Regions from separate parts of the Homo sapiens genome. Here region 1 is linked to region 2. A link is an interaction called in ENCODE POLR2A ChIA-PET data of the cell type or tissue named here. Cell type or tissue: Panc1. All regions are shown on one strand. Links, peaks and the distances in the headings refer to the core of each region. The heading gives the core; the rest is flanking DNA. Region 1 overlaps SYNE4 (spectrin repeat containing nuclear envelope family member 4). Region 2 overlaps WDR62 (WD repeat domain 62).

Region 1 (5,364 bases), core at 1-5,000, 66 kb after region 2:
GGGTAACTCCAGGTTTTGGGTCCCTGGTGTGTGCGTGGGGTGATGTCCATATGTCCCCAGGCCCTCCAGGTGGACCTACGAGGGGCAGCTGAGCGTGTGGAGGCGCTGCTAGCGTTTGGTGAGGGGCTGGCACAGCGGAGTGAGCCCAGGGCCTGGGCAGCCCTGGAGCAGATCCTGCGGGCCCTGGGAGCTTACCGAGACTCCATCTTCCGGCGGCTCTGGCAGCTGCAGGCCCAGCTGGTCAGCTACAGCCTGGTAGGGCCCATCTTGATACCCCCCACCCAACCCAGGCCCCAACCTCATAGCCTCCATGACCTCTGTCCTTTGACCCAGGTGTTCGAGGAGGCCAACACGCTGGACCAGGACTTGGAGGTCGAGGGAGACTCGGACTGGCCAGGACCTGGTGGGGTCTGGGGGCCCTGGGCACCCAGTAGCCTCCCCACTTCCACAGAGTTGGAGTGGGATCCGGCGGGGGACATTGGGGGCCTTGGGCCCTTGGGACAAAAGACAGCCCGGACACTAGGAGTGCCCTGTGAGCTGTGTGGCCAGAGGGGGCCCCAGGGCAGGGGACAAGGCCTTGAGGTGAGAGCAGACCCCCTTGAGGGACCTTCTGCCAGGCACCCTGGGGACATCTCTGCGCACCTTCTAGCAAGATCCTGCCCTTCCAAGGAGGTGTCAGTGGCTCTGTCTCCCCCTCTATCTCTGTCTCTCGGTGTCTCCTTCTATCTCACTGTTTCTCTCTCTCGTCTGTCTCTGTCTACATCCTCAAGCCCCATCTCAAATTCACTCCTATCCTGAGGCCCCCAGATGATGCCCCACTCACCTCCTGACTGTCCCAGTCTCTCCTGAAGTGCCACCTCTTCAGGGAGGCCTGTCGTGACCTCCAAACATGAGCACTCCTATCTTCTTACTTTATTTCCTAACAGCACTCACCACAGCTTGACTTTGTACATTTACTTATTTTTAAAAATTTTTATTTATTTTTTGAGATGGAGTCTCACTCTGTCACCCAGGCTGGAGTGTAGTGGTGCAATCCTGGCTCACTGCAAACTCTGCCTCCCAGGTTCAAGAGATTCTCCTACCTCGGCCTCCCGAGTAGCTGGGATTACAGGTGTGCACCACCATTCCTGGCTAATTTTTGTATTTTTAGTAGAGATGGGGTTTCATCATGTTGGCCAGGCTAGTCTCGAACGCCTGACCTCAGGTGATCCGCCTGCCTTGGCCTCCCAAAGTGCTGGGATTACAGGCATAAGCCACTGTACCAGGCCTCATTTACTTATTAATTTATGGTCTCTCTCCTGTCAAATATAAGCTCCACGGAGGCCAGGAATTTGCCTATTTCCATCCCCACTGTGTCCTCAGCTCCTAGAACAGTTCCTGGCTTGTAACAGAAACTCATTACACATTTATTGAATGAATGAATAAATAATTCTCTCCTCTCTTGGTTTCTTTGGCTCTGCCTTTGTCTGTCCTGTGAGATCTCTCTGCTCCCCCAGAATCTCATCTCTATGACATCCCTATCCTGGCCCTCCCCCAACCACGTTTTTCTTTGTTGCTGGTTCTCCAGGAAGCAGACACCTCTCACTCCCGACAGGACATGCTGGAGTCTGGCCTCGGCCACCAGAAACGCTTAGCACGTCACCAAAGACACTCCCTGCTCCGGAAGCCTCAGGTGAGCCAGTTCTCAACCAGGTGTAGCACTCAGGAATCTTGATGGCAAGTGACAGAAACCCAAGAAATCAAAAGGCACAAGAAAGGGAATGCTATTAAAAAAAAAAAAAGTAATGGAAAGGTCCAGGCACTGTTGAATTCAGAGCCTGAAGTAATACCAGGGCCAGGCCAGGCGCAGTGGCTCACGCCTGTAATCCCAGCACTTTGGGAGGCTGAGGTGGGTGGATTACCTGAGGTCAGGAGTACGAGACCAGCCTGGCCAAAATGGTGAAACCCCGTCTCTACTAAAACTACAAAAATTAGCCAGGTGTGGTGGCGCATGCCTGTAATCCCAGCTACTCAGGAGGAGAATCGCTTGAGCCCGGGAGGCGGAGGTTGCGGTGAGCCGAGATCCCACCACTGCACTCCAGTCTGAGCAACATAGTGAGACCCCATCTCAACAAAAAAAAAAAAAAAAAAAAAAAAAAGAAAGAAAGAAATAACATCAGGGCTCAGTCCCTCCCTTTCTTGGGCTCTAAGTCCCCAAGGTGGCTTCCTTCTTAGCAAAATGGGTGCTCCAGTGGCTACACTGCCACTCCCACTGGTTTACCCACCCCAGGGGAAGGAGCATGCCTCCGACCCTACTGACAGCTGCCAAAGTCCCAGGGCTGACTCCCACTTACCGGATGGGGTCATGGGCTGCACCTTGAATAAACCAGAGTGCTCAGATTGGCCAGGTCTGGGTCACACCAATCATGGAAGTTGGGGAGGTGGCTGTCAGCTTCACTTGAACCTGAAGGTCTGGGAGTGGAAGGCATGACAGCCGCCCACCTCCAATTAAGGCACTGTTATCAGAAAAAGGGGGATTGTATTGGATAAAGGACAGACACAACCAGACATCCACTACACTTGGAGATATTCCAAGTCTGTGTGGGGTCCTGGGGATAAGGAGGTGCCAGGAAAGGAGAAGAAATAAGACCAGCTTTGTAGGTCTATCGTAGTAGGGTAAAGGTGACACAAAGTGTCACTTGTGGCTGGGCACCGTGGTTCACGCCTGTGATCCCAACACTTTGGGAGGTCAAGGCAGGAGGATTGCTTAAGGCCAGGAGTTCAAGACCAGCCTGAGCAACATGGTGAGACCTGCCCCCTCCCCCCATCTCTACAAATCATTAAACAAAAGTAAATGGTTGCAGTGGCATGTGCCTGTGGTCCCAGCTATTAGGGAGGCTGAGGTAAGAGGATCACCTGAGCCCAGGAGGTTGGGGCTGCCATGAGTCGTGATTGTGAAACTGCACTCCAGCCTGGGTGACTGAGACCCTGTCTCAAAAAATAATGTGTCGGCCAGGTGTGGTGGCTCATGCCTGTAATCCCAGCAGTTTGGGAGGCTGAGGTGGGCGGATCACTTGAGGTCAGGAGTTTGGGACCAGCCTGGCCAACATGGTGAAACTCCATCTCTACTAAAAATACAAAAATGAGCTGGGCATGGTGGCACCTGTAGTCCCAGCTGCTCGGGAGGCTGAGGCAGGAGAATTGCTTGAACCCGGGAGGCTGAGGTTGCAGTGAGCTGAGATTGAGCCATTGCAGTCCAGCGTGGGTGCCAAGAGTGAGACTCCGTCTCAAAATAAATAAACAAATAAAGCATCATTTCTATCCATTCTGCTGCTGGCTGCTCTCCCTCCTTAGGACAAGAAGAGGCAAGCATCTCCTCATCTCCAGGATGTGAGGCTGGAGGGGAATCCAGGGTGAGGTGCCTGAGAGATGGGACTAGGGTGTGGGGGACAGAGCTCCTAGCAGCAGCCCACCTGTATGTTTAACACTGCATTTCCCTTCACAGGGCCCCCGATCCTGCATCCAGGCAGCCTCTGACCTTCCTCCTTATCCTCTTCCTCCTCTTCCTCCTCCTGGTGGGTGCCATGTTTCTCCTGCCCGCGTCAGGAGGCCCCTGCTGCTCTCATGCCCGAATACCCAGGACACCCTACCTGGTGCTCAGCTATGTCAATGGTCTTCCCCCAGTCTGATGTGTGTAATAAATGGTCACTGTCAAAGGATGTGTGAAGATACTAGGTGCCTTCATACCCGGAATCTAGGATGTGGCCTGGATATGTCTGGATGGACCCTTTTGCCTTGAGAACAGAATACAGAACTGCATCAGCCCATCTTGGGTGGGGCTGCCCCAGACCCTGACACAAAGAGTCAAGCACCAGTTCTTTATTTAGGCGTGGCAGGGGAGCCAGGACGTGAGCTCAGGAAGGGAGAAAGCCAATACTGGGTGAGTTACTGGTTGCTGCACTGGGCACCTGGGGTGTCATCCCATTGCTGGTTGTACCCTAGGGACAAAGAAGTTGTGGCTTTTTTTTTTTTTGAGATAGAGTCTCACTCTTCCCTAGGCTGGAGTGCAATGGCACAATCTCAGCTCACTGCAAACTCTGCCTCCAGGATTCAAGCGATTCTCCTGCCTTACACTCCAGAGTAGCTGGGATTATAGGCGTGTGCCACTATGCCAGGCTAGTTTTTTTTTTTTTTTTGAGACAGGGTCTCGCTGTTGCCCAGGCTTGAGTGCAGTGGCACGATCTCGGCTCACTGCAACCTCTGCCTCCTGGGTTCAATTGATTCTCTGGCCTCAGCCTCCCAAGTAGCTAGTACCACAGGCATGCGCCACCACACCTGGCTAACGTTTGTATTTTTACAAATCTTTTGAACCTGGGAGGTGGAGGGTACAGTGAGCCGAGATCGTGTCACTGCACTCCAGCCTGGGGGAGAGCAAGACTCCGTCTCAAAAAAAAAAAAAAAAAAAAAGCAAAAAAAAAAAGCAAGCAACTTCATTTGGAGAGACAGCAAACCAAGAAGATGGCAGACTAGTGTCCTAAAGAACCATCTCGGCCGGGCGCGGTGACTCACGCCTGTAATCCCAGCACTTTAGGAGGCTGAGGTGGGCGGATCATGCGGTCAGGAGATTGAGACCATCCTGGCTAACACGGTGAAACCTCGTCTCTATGAAAAATACAAAAAATTAGCCGGGCGTGGTGGCGGGCACCTGTAGTCCCAGCTACTTGGGAGGCTGAGGCAGGAGAATGGCGTGAGCCCGGGAGGCGGAGCTTGCAGTGAGCCAAGATTGCGCCACTGCACTCCAGCCTGGGTGACAGAGTGAGACTCTGTCTCAAAAAAAAAAAAAAAGAACCATCTCAACTTAGTATAAATTTTAGGTTTCTTTTTATGCTAAGGGAAGGGGGTTGAGGTTAGGTGACCAATGACTGCAGACATCTGGTCGCCAGCAAGAGTCCAGAAGAAAACTTCTTTGATGATGTAGGTCAGGTCACAATATTCTTGTAAATCTCTAGTATAACATTGTTACTTGTGTGTACAGTTTCCTGATCTCTTGGTGGGGTGGTTAGTTTTGGGAAAGGGACTGCTATTTTTTCTAAAATTGAGCTATAAACTAAATTCCTCCTGTAATTAGCTGATCTACACACAAAACTAAGCAGAAGCTTTTAACCTAAAGGATGTTACTGCAGGGTGTCAGGGGCAAAATGGAGTCAGTCATGCTAAGCCTCCCTCCACTGTGACACACACCCCACCAATTTAGCAGCCAATAGTAGAGTCACTGTTCCTTTGTAGTTCCAACCAAAGTCCCAAGGTTGGCTCCTCTGGCTTCCGTCACATGCTCCACCTTTGCTGGGGGCTGCGGTCAGCCCCACCTAAACCATGTGGACTGAA
Region 2 (5,368 bases), core at 160-5,159:
AGAGCTAGGTACTGTATTTTACACATGAGAAAACGGAAGCACAGGGAGGTATAGTCACCTTCCCAAGGTCACAGAGCACAACAGAAGACAGCAGAGCTGTGAGCCCGACTACTACAACACAACACTGCCTGTGGGTTGCTCGCCCCCTCCTTTCCTTCATGACACCCAGTTCCCCTGTTCAGGCCCTGTCGTGGAAAAGGCACCCAGGAGCTAGCATCCAGAAATCCACAAAGAGGCAGCCCTAGGCACCTGGCACCCCCTGGTTAGGTAGCCCCCAATTCCATAAAACAGACTTGCAACAAAGGAGAAGAAAGCCACAGCCTAGTGCTTCTATCCACTCTCGACACAGCAGCTGAGGGACCTAACATGTAAGGCCTGGTCATTTACCCCAACGCCCGAAACCCCAGCAACTGCCCACTGACCTGAGGATAGACTACAGGCGCCCCACACTGGCCTCATCTCCCACCATCCTCCCCGGACACACTGGGCTCTGGCCACACAGTCCCTTACTATTCCTGCAACGTAACAAGCCCAGTGTGCTGTCACCTCAACTGCTGGGACCCAGCTCTCCACACAGCAGCTCCTTCTCACCAGGCACCCAATCAGCACAGCCCACCCCAGTCACTCTCCTTCCCGAGTCCCTGCTGTGTTCCCCAAAGCACTCATGCCTATTGAAATTATCTTTTTCGTGTACTTGCTTATCATCGAGCCCCCTTGCTATACTGCAGAGAGGCAGAGATTTTGCTGCTTCATTATAATAGGCATGTCCTGCTTCCAGCCCAGGGCTGGCACTTAGCAGCCACTTAGTAGGGGTCAGCCATGTGGATGGAAACACTCCGCCACATTCACACCTGCTCTGCACTGTTCTTCACCATGCTGACCGCTATCTGAAATGATATTATTCCTTTGTTTTCTCACTGTTTCTTCCCCCTACCCAGCCTCACTTCTCACTGTGAGGCTTGCCTCGGAAGGCAAGGACTTTTCTGCTTTGTAATGCCCAGGGCTGAGAGTCATGATGGGTATTTGTGGGATGGACAGACAGATAGATGGATCTGGAAGCATGGATGAATGCCAGTGGACAGACTCTGGGTGGGCCCCTCCCATTCCCTCTCCCCACAGGGCAGTACCTGGGCTCCAGGCCCTGTGCCACGTCTACCCCAAGGTAGTGTGGCTTGGGCAGGTTGGCGAGGTAGTGCAGGCTATGGGCCTGGAAGATGCGGACTATCCCATCTGTGCAGCCACAGAAGATGAGCTCCTGGCTGACACAGAGGCAGGAAGACAGGGAGACCTGTAGGGGCAAAAGGGACCCCAGTGGATTTGGTGCTTCACGTGGCCTGGCCCGGGGATATGGGGACTGACAGAGCAGCCTTAGGCCTCCAGAGAAGACTTACAGTTCCTTGGGTCTAAGACACCCATTTTAGCATATTTTAAGATTTGTGAAATCAGGATATAGCATACTGCTGCTATTGAAAGACATGTGCCAGCAGGTAGGCAGAGGCATGAACGGAAACAGAATTGTCACTGCTGTCTACAGAGAAACGTAGCTGTGTATGGAAAATACCTGTTCAGCAGACTGCAACTTCAGGTAAGTCACTTGTAGTAACAGGGTTGAATTTTAGGCTTAAATTTTTTTTTTTTTTTGAGATAGAGTTTTTTGTTGCGCCCAGGCTGGAGTGCAATGGCACAATCTCGGCTCACTGCAACTTCCACCTCCTGGGTTCAAGTGATTCTCCTGCCTCGGCCTCCAGAGTAGCTGGGATTATAGGCGGCCGCCACCACACCCAGATAATTTTTTGTATTTTGAGATGGGGTTTCACCATGTTGGTCAGGCTGGTCTTGAACTCCTGACCTCAGGTGATCCACCTGCCTTGGCCTCCCAAAGCATTGGGATTACAGATGTGAGCCATCGCGCCCAGCCTTTAGGCTTAAATTTTATTCCCTTTTGCTTACAAACAACTTCATAAAGACTGTACTCCAAAGCGGTACAGAAAAAAGTTACAGTATCTAGAAAGGACTGTCTATCCTACTAGGAAGTGCTAGACCTCTAGATACAGTTTAAGGAGTTTTTCCAAATCTACAGGGACTTAATTTATGAGTCATTTAGTGCTTAGGAAATAAACATCTATCTATTGAAAGCTTTTCACTTGCTTGAAAAAGAGAAAATGATGTTTAACCAACTAGGACAGAGATAAAACTTGGAACTCTTCCACAAGCCATTAACCTCGAAGGTGATCTCCAGAGTGAGTCACAAAGGCAGGCCAGGAACAGGAGAGGAAACCACAACGCTCGGGCGGATAGCCAAATGGGCAACTGATTCCAGATGGGAAAACAGCTTTGACTCAAACCTTCAGATACTAAAGGAAAGAAGCTCTGCAATGTATCGATAGATCATGCTTTAGTTTAAAAGTTTATGGCCGGGCGCAGTGGGAGGCCAAGACGGATGGATCACTAAAGGTCAGGAGTTCGAGACCAGCCAGGCCAACATGGTAAAACCCTGTCTCTACTAAAAATACAAAAATTAGCTGTGCGTGGTGGCAGGCACCTGTAATCCCAGCTACTTGGGAGGCTGAGGCAGGAGAATTGCTTGAACCTGGGAGGTGGAACTTGTAGTGAGCTGAGATTGCGCCACTGCACTCCAGCCTTGGCAACAAGTGAGACGCCATCTCAAAAAAAAAAAAAAAGTAAAAATAAATAAAAATAAATAAAAGTTTATGTATTTTGTGTAGTCTTTTTTGACTGAAAAGTTATTAAATCAATGGTACCTCCAATTTTTAAAAAATGCAATCCTCCTCTCCCTCTCCTTCTCCCCACGGTCTCCCTCTCCCTCTCCCCACGGTCTCCCTCTCCCTCTCTTTCCACGGTCTCCCTCTGATGCCGAGCCAAAGCTGGACTGTACTGCTGCCCTCTCGGCTCACTGCAACCTCCCTGCCTGATTCTCCTGCCTCAGCCTGCCGAGTGCCTGCGATTGCAGGCGCGCGCCGCCACGCCTGACTGGTTTTCGTATTTTTTTGGTCTCCACCAAACACAGGGTTTCGCTGTGTTGGCCGGGCTGGTCTCCAGCTCCTAACCGCGAGTGGTCCGCCAGCCTCGGCCTCCCGAGGTGCCGGGATTGCAGACGGAGTCTCGTTTACTCAGTGCTCAATGTTTCCCAGGCTGGAGTGCAGTGGCGCGATCTTGGCTAGCTACAACCTCCACCTCCCAGCCGCCTGCCTTGGCCTCCCAAAGTGCCGAGATTGCAGCCTCTGCCCGGCCGCCACCCCGTCTGGGAAGTGAGGAGCGTCTCTGCCTGGCCGCCCATCGTCTGGGATGTGAGGAGCCCCTCTGCTCGGCTGCCCAATCTGGGAAGTGAGGAGCGCCTCTTCCCGGCTGCCATTCCGTCTAGAAAGTGAGGAGCGTCTCTGCCCGGCCGCCCATCGTCTGAGATGCGGGGAGCGCCTCTGCCCCGCCACCCCGTCTGGGATGTGAGGAGCGCCTCTACCCGGCCGCGACCCTGTCTGGGAGGTGAGGAGCGTCTCTGCCTGGCCGTCCCATCTGAGAAGTGAGGAGCCCCTCCGCCCGGCAGCCGCCCCGTCTGAGAAGTGAGGAGCCCCTCCGCCCGGCAGCTGCCCCGTCTGGGAAGTGAGGAGCGTCTCCGCCCAGCAGCCGCCCCGTCCCGGAGGGAGGTGGGGGTCAGCCCCCGCCCGGCCAGCCGCCCAGTCCGGGAGGGAGGTGGGGGGAGTCAGCCCCCGCCCGGCCAGCCGCTCCGTCCGGGAGGGAGGTGGGGGGTTAGCCCCCGCCCGGCCAGCCGCCCCGTCCAGGAGGGAGGTGGGGGTCAGCCCCTGCCCAGCCAGCCGGCCCGTCAGGGAGGGAGGTGGGGGTCCGCCTCCGCCCTGCCGCCGCCCCGTCCGGGAGATGGGGGGTGCCTCTGCCCGGCCGCCCCTTCTGGGAAGTGAGGAGCCCCTCTGCCCGGCCACCACCCCGTCTGGGAGGTGTACCCAACAGCTCATTGAGAACGGGCCATGATGACGATGGCGGTTTTGTGGAATAGAAAAGGGGGAAAGGTGGGGAAAAGATAGAGAAATCAGATTGTTGCTGTGTCTGTGTAGAAAGAAGTAGACATGGGAGACTTCATTTTGTTCTGTACTAAGAAAAATTCTTCTGCCTTGGGATGCTGTTGATCTATGACCTTACCCCCAACCCTGTGCTCTCTGAAACATGTGCTGTGTCCATTCAGGGTTAAATGCATTAAGGGCGGTGCAAGATGTGCTTTGTTAAACAGATGCTTGAAGGCAGCAGACTCGTTAAGAGTCATCACCACTCCCTAATCTCAAGTACCCAGGGACACAAACACTGCGGAAGCCCGCAGGGTCCTCTGCCTAGGAAAACCAGAGACCTTTGTTCACTTGTTTGTCTGCTGACCTTCCCTCCACTATTGTCCTAAGACCCTGCCAAACCCCCTCTGGGAGAAACACCCAAGAATGATCAATAAAAAAAAATAAATTAATTAAAAAAAAATGCAATCCTCTACCAGCCAGAGTGCTCAAAGGAGAAAAGAAATGTGAAGTAGATCAAATAGTCATGGGAAAACAACTGTCACCTTGAGCCCATTTCAGGGTACCAAGCACCGTGCTCACTGCCTTGCCTATGTTATCTCACGTGACTTCCTTATCAGCTCTGCGGGGAGGGCAGCAGTACTCCCATTTTACAGATGTGGAACCTTAAGCTCAGAGAGTGGGCGTCATTCACCACTAGTCACATAAGCAGAACCTGTGTGGTCAATGCTGATGAGCACCCCTGCAGACACATATCACGAGAAAGAGTCTGTCCAGCTGATGGCAGAGAGGGAGGTGGTACCTTCAGGTTGATCCACTTCTCCAGCACCCTCTTCTCATTGAACTGGCAGAGGAGGCCCGAGTAGGACACACAGAAGGTACTGCCCGCCATCCGGCCCCGACCGCAGGCCACACCACAGAAGATGTTGTTGTGCAGCTCGCCCAGGATGCCCGAGCGCCCTACAAGGGGCACTGTGCTCGTCACCTGGAGACACAGAGGGCGTAGTGAGATACTTGTCCACACAGCTGGGCCCTGCATGACCAGATGATAGGACACAACAAAACAGGAGAACTCTAAGAAGCTCTTCCAAATGGAGAAGGGAAGAAAACACTAGAACCCTGCCACTCTGGACAGAGGGGCTGGACAGCAGCAGTCCAAGAATGAGAGCTGGTCCCAGGGTCAGGGGGTTCCTGGCAGGGCCTGTGCATCAGCACCCTGAGAGTAGGCCCAGAAGCAGCAGCTGGGCCCCTGAGAGGCCAAATGGCCCGAGACCGCTGCCCTCAAATCTCAGGGAGAAACAGGAGACCATGCTGCCACCGATGGTGACTCCCTCAGG

What was found. ChIA-PET counts read pairs that join two places held together with the same protein. Peaks named below come from ENCODE experiments on the same cell type or tissue, not always from the same donor. Only the 100,000 strongest peaks of a DNase experiment are listed, where the experiment ranks them.
Region 1: POLR2A ChIA-PET joins it to region 2 with 5 read pairs; 8 of 35 experiments call an interaction of 5 or more read pairs at or near these places.

Annotation. Positions count from the first base shown.
Region 1 is chr19:36,001,641-36,007,004 of GRCh38, reverse strand. It overlaps SYNE4 (spectrin repeat containing nuclear envelope family member 4), which reads left to right. Exons shown (of 8, transcript NM_001039876.3): 4 at 61-255; 5 at 334-582; 6 at 1,568-1,672; 7 at 3,334-3,392; 8 at 3,485-3,698. The coding sequence ends at 3,668. Among named protein-coding and RNA genes, the nearest start is that of SYNE4, 4.5 kb to the left of the region's middle. In Panc1, for the core only: no CTCF peak of the experiment used is centred there; no DNase peak of the experiment used is centred there.
Region 2 is chr19:36,067,476-36,072,843 of GRCh38, reverse strand. WDR62 (WD repeat domain 62) reads right to left here. Exons shown (of 32, transcript NM_001083961.2): 7 at 4,834-5,016; 8 at 1,128-1,288. Among named protein-coding and RNA genes, the nearest start is that of WDR62, 15 kb to the right of the region's middle. In Panc1, for the core only: no CTCF peak of the experiment used is centred there; a DNase peak (open chromatin) is centred at 2,223.